Regions from separate parts of the Mus musculus genome. Here region 1 is linked to region 2. A link is a loop called in an ENCODE intact Hi-C map of the cell type or tissue named here. Cell type or tissue: left cerebral cortex. All regions are shown on one strand.

Evidence for each region. A loop is a pair of places that touch in the nucleus more often than their neighbours do. Peaks named below come from ENCODE experiments on the same cell type or tissue, not always from the same donor. Only the 100,000 strongest peaks of a DNase experiment are listed, where the experiment ranks them.
Region 1: it touches region 2 in a loop (6-fold over the local background); 25 of 42 quality-filtered maps call a loop at or near these places.

The regions. Positions count from the first base shown.
Region 1 is chr10:121,255,379-121,257,878 of GRCm38, forward strand. No RefSeq gene overlaps it. Among named protein-coding and RNA genes, the nearest start is that of Gm35404, 14 kb to the left of the region's middle. In left cerebral cortex, a CTCF peak has its summit at 1,268; a DNase peak (open chromatin) is centred at 1,255.
Region 2 is chr10:121,032,827-121,035,326 of GRCm38, forward strand. It overlaps Wif1 (Wnt inhibitory factor 1), which reads left to right and starts at 1,178. Exons shown (of 10, transcript NM_011915.2): 1 at 1,178-1,664; 2 at 2,140-2,279. The coding sequence starts at 1,517. In left cerebral cortex, a CTCF peak has its summit at 1,158 (motif pointing left); DNase peaks (open chromatin) are centred at 657, 1,271 and 1,586; H3K4me3 peaks cover 1,226 bases.

The sequences.
Region 1 (2,500 bases), 220 kb after region 2:
ACAGTTATTGAGCTCGATAAACTAAAGGTCGGACCAGGGGTGGTGGCTCCCGGTTACCATCCTACCGTTGAAGAGGTTGACCCAGAAGATTGCCATGATTTTGAGGCCAGTCAGGGATACAGAGACAGAGACAGACAGACAGACAGACAGAGAGACAGAGACACAGAGAGAGGGGATGTGAATGGATATGAGACTTGAGAGAAGAAGGAAGGGAGGGGACAGAGCAAGGGAGGGAGAGAAGGAGGAAGGGAGGAAGGCAGAGAAAAGGAGGCACCGCAGACTTCAAGGGCACGTGGTGTGTATACCTTGTGCTACCTGTGTCCGATGCCCTTCACCCACACTGTTGCTCTGCACATTCCCTGGACAGACGTCCATCTGTACCACATTTTACTAAAACCATGGAACTAAGTCACCACTTGAGATTTGTAAAACACCATCGATGAGTGGAATCTAGCTTCTCTTACATTTCTTGATATAGAATTGGAGCCTGTAAAAATTAGTCAGATCGATCTCAAGTACCTATGGAACAGACCCTGAGAAGACTTAGCATAGGACCTTGGACTTCAAACTGCTCAGTAAATGGGTATTGAATGACTCTGAGCTGGAAATCATGAGAGGAGATCCTGGGCCATAGAAGGCAGGCTAATTAGAGCATACGCAGATTACACTCTTTAGCGAAACTGCCCCATGCGTATCTCATCAGTAGGGAGGTGTGGAGAGGGTATCCACAAAGGCACTGGTCCACTGATGAGGTTGCCAAATTGTTGGTCTCTGTAAAGAAGAGGTTGAACCGATCTCCTTCCAGAGTTGTTCCAGCTCCGAGGTCTCTGGAACATCAAGACATACAGAGAGCATCTATTCCATTGCTAGCTCTGCACCCAGGAGGGTGACCTTTACTCCTGTCCCCAGTGTGACACCTTACCTTACATATTATTTTCAAAGGAGGGCTGCCGCACTTTGCCTTCTGTACAGCCTGGGACAGACACCTTGTGTAGCCTCTAGCAAGTTTTAAAAGAAAGTTATTTGAAACCATTCATCAAGACGCGGAAGTCTTTGGCAGCAAACTTTGTACCTGAGCGCCTCTTGCGAATACATATGTACATACTTGCGAGTACATATGTCTGCGAATGAACAAAATGGGCTCGAGGACATAGGAAAAACAAAAGAGCCATCCTTGTAACCTAAAGGGCAGCGGGAAGTGCCCCTACATACACACAGCCCTCGCAGTCCGGCAGATGGCAATGTTCACGTGAAGCAACAGCGGCATCTAGTGGTCAGATTGATGAATCGCAAGTCCTCCAGTGCCAGTAATAGAGAAAGGGAGACCCCAAAGCTTGCTCTCTCTCCTCTCAAGTAGATGTAACCTGACAGATGATTGGGAAAACGAGTGCAGAAGACAATCATTAACTTGACCCATCTGGAATTTACTGAACACTTCATCCCAGAATGTAGGTTAACTCTACTCTTAATCCCCTGATAGTCGATGCACAGCCAGAGTCTTTTCCAGAATGCACATACCCTAGGCGGCTGCTAGTGTGTACTGCATATGAAAACTACTACCTAACATCTGTGGTGGCCAGTTGTTTGCTTACTACACTGATGAAACTTTAAAACTCTCATGAAGAAGACACATTCACCTCTCATCCTAGAGTGCAGGGGATGCTGGGATTGACAGGAGGGCTTGCAGAGGTTTGCCAGCCAGCCTAACTAGGTTTAGTGAGAGACTCTGTCTCAAAGGAATAAGGGGTAAAGTGATAGGATAGCTGATGTCCTCCCTTGTGGAACAAGTGGCCTGCCACCAGACAGAAGAACTGGTAAGGCTGAGCAGACTCAGAATCTCAGAATTAAGAAGGGCAGGAGTGGAGCCAGCTTCCTGCCACGATCTACTTGTTCGTGTAACTATGTTACTTGTGTGTAACCATGGCACACACGCATGAACACACAAACACCCAGCAGACCATGCAATCAGCCACATAGCATAAAAACCTGGAGTTCTCCATGCTAATGAGGTATCAAGATAGGCCAATGAGCTTCCCTCCCTGGGCATCCCTTCCTGCAAAATGTATTTAATCCCTGGTTCACCCAGAGTAAGGTGTATGCATTTACATTTGCAATCAAATAAAAGTTTGGACAAGCAAGAATAGTCTCTTCCTTACGAATAGCCACGAAGGGGGGGGGGGGGGGGGGTAGGGCGGGGGCGGGGCTTCGTGGTAAAAAGCCACGCCCAAATCTCCAGGAAGAAGGCCTTCTCTCTCCCAGCCCCTCTGTACTCTTGGGATTCATTCTGAACCTAACAGGCAGCCTTTCCTCTTCCTGCTTGGCCACAGACACCCTGAGGGGAAGCGAAGACCAGGGATCCCCGTGCCTACTCCCTGCGGTACCCCAGCAGCAACTGGGTACACAGGAGACTGGGACCCACAAGCAAACATCCCAGGTGCCACTGTTTCCCACCCGAGAAGAAACCGACTGAGATCCCTGGTAGTTACGGATGGCATCCTGC
Region 2 (2,500 bases):
CTTCTTCTCCTCTTCCTCCTCCTCCTCCTCCTCCTCCTCCTCCTCCTCCTCCTTCTCTCCTCCTCCTCCTCCCTTCCCATTCCTCCTTCTTTTAAAAAAATATGCTTGTGACCTAACATTTGTTGAACATGTACGCGTCCAAGTCCGGCTTCTATTCTGTAGTTTCTGTTTTTGCCATCCCCTGCTGAGAGACCCACCGCTCTACAAAGGACAGAAGGGAACACAGCCCAGCGCCAGAGTCTAGATCCTTGGGGGGCATTTGCTAGAAAGCCACTGGGTGCAAAAAAAAAAAAAAAAAAAAAAGTAAACAAAGCTTTTCCGGGGTCTGAAAACTTTCTGTGTTTTTGAAAAACCATTTGTTTCTGCTTTCTCTGTACGTTCAAGGAGGCAGGCAAAAAAGCCTTCCGTGCAGAGGTAATGCTGCAAGCCGCCGCTAGCTAAGTGCTCTCCCACCAGACCCTCAGTCTTACCCTCAAGCGCCTAAGATTTCAGAGACTGGGCGTGAGCCTCCTAATGTTTTCCCCCAAATCCAATTTTAAGGGGAGTCCTACCGTCGTAGAGCAGGGATGGGGGGAAAGGGATTACAGCTATCATCGAGGTCCTAGGGAACTATTCCGGGTGCAACTGGGTTATCAAGAAGACAAACCACGCCACCTGTCGGGTGTCTGTCCAGTGCAGAAATAAATGAACGTCCTGCGAGGACCAGCGCCTGCAGTAGCCCGACTAGCCTGTGGAGTCTCAGTATTTAACTTCCTAGGAGAGAGAGAGCGAGAGCGCAAACTGTCAGCTAGAGAAGTCAGAGTTTGCAGACAGGCACACAGAGATGCAGTCTGAAATGTAGTTCGAAGAGAAAGGGTGGGCTGGCTATGTGCTTTCCGTTAGCTCCACTGTTAAACGGAATTTATCTTTGACCACGAATCGAGCCCAGATTTTTTTGTTTGTTTGTTTATAGCACCCCGGCCATCCACACGTGTCTCTTCGGGCGGCAGGAGGCCTGAGTGATGACCCAGAAGTCCCTTTGGGTGTGTTTCTTGGTTGTGTCCCCGTTTTCATTCACCTGGCGCAGGCGAGCGGGGTCTACCGGGTACCGCGGCCCCGCCCCCGCGGCTCCGCAGCGCTCCCTAGTGGCGACCGCCTGCACACCACCGGCCGCTCTCAGTGCTCGCCTTTTGCCAGCAGTTCCCGCGGTTCCTCCCTCTCGAGTGTGCTCCTCTAGCTGCTGGCGCTGTGGGACGTGCTGGCATTGCCAGCTTTGCCAGCATCGTGTCTCTGCGTCCCCCTCTCCCTCCAGCCCCCACCTCTTTCTACGCGGCCGCGCATCCACTCCCTCCTTGCTCCCTCCTCTCCAGCACTCCCAGGCTCACTCGCAACGGAGACTGGAGACTTGCACGCCCAGTCGTTTAAGTAGGAACAGCTCCAGCCCCGCCAGCTGCAGCCAAGGCGAGAACTTCACAAGCAGCACAGGTTGGGTCGCTGCGGCAGGAGTTGCACCACCAGCGAGAAGGTCCTGAGCACCATGGCTCGGAGAAGAGCCTTCCCTGCTTTCGCGCTCCGGCTCTGGAGCATCCTACCTTGCCTGCTCCTGCTGCGAGCGGATGCAGGGCAGCCACCTGAGGAGAGCTTGTACCTGTGGATCGACGCCCATCAGGCTAGAGTGCTCATAGGTAAGGTCCGGCATCTGCACCTTCCCAGTGGTCCTCAGTTTTTCCATTAGAGCGGAGACACGTGCACCGAGTGTGTTTTAAAACAACTTCAAGGGTGACTGCCCCCTCTTTTTAAAAATCAGGATTCTCTATTTAGAGGCTTATGAGATTTTTTTCTCAAAAAAGCAAAGCCGACCCAACATCCCAGCCCTGCTGTTGCTAGTCCTGACTGCAGATTTGTAACAGGAATCCAGCGGTGGCACCCGCTTACTTCACTGTAAGCACTTTTTTTTTTTTTTTTTTTTTTTTTTTTTTTTTTTTTTTTTACCACAGAGAGAGGAAAAATAACTCTGGTACTGTTGTTGGTATCAAAGGCAGGTGCTTTATGAAAAGCAGTGACCTGCACTGGTTCCCAGGGGTTTTGCTTTCTACATGAAACGTCTGTTTCTTAGAAACGCAACTAGTTTGATAGGTTTGTTTATTATTTACACAACAGGATTTGAAGAAGACATTCTGATTGTCTCGGAGGGGAAAATGGCCCCCTTTACACATGATTTCAGGAAAGCCCAACAAAGAATGCCAGCCATTCCTGTCAATATCCACTCCATGAATTTTACCTGGCAAGCTGCGGGGCAGGTAAGTTCTGATAACAGAGCGGTAGAGAAAAGGCACTCTTTTGTATTTCAATTCTCCCGTGGCCCATAGTAATAATAATGGTGTGTGATGTAGCTCCGGTGGCCCGTAGTAATAATAGTGGTGTGATGTATACCATTTAAAATTCCATACAAGTTCTTGCCTGGTTGCCAGAGCACACAAGGGATCAGTTCCAATGTATTTAAAGTTGCCAAGTAAATGGA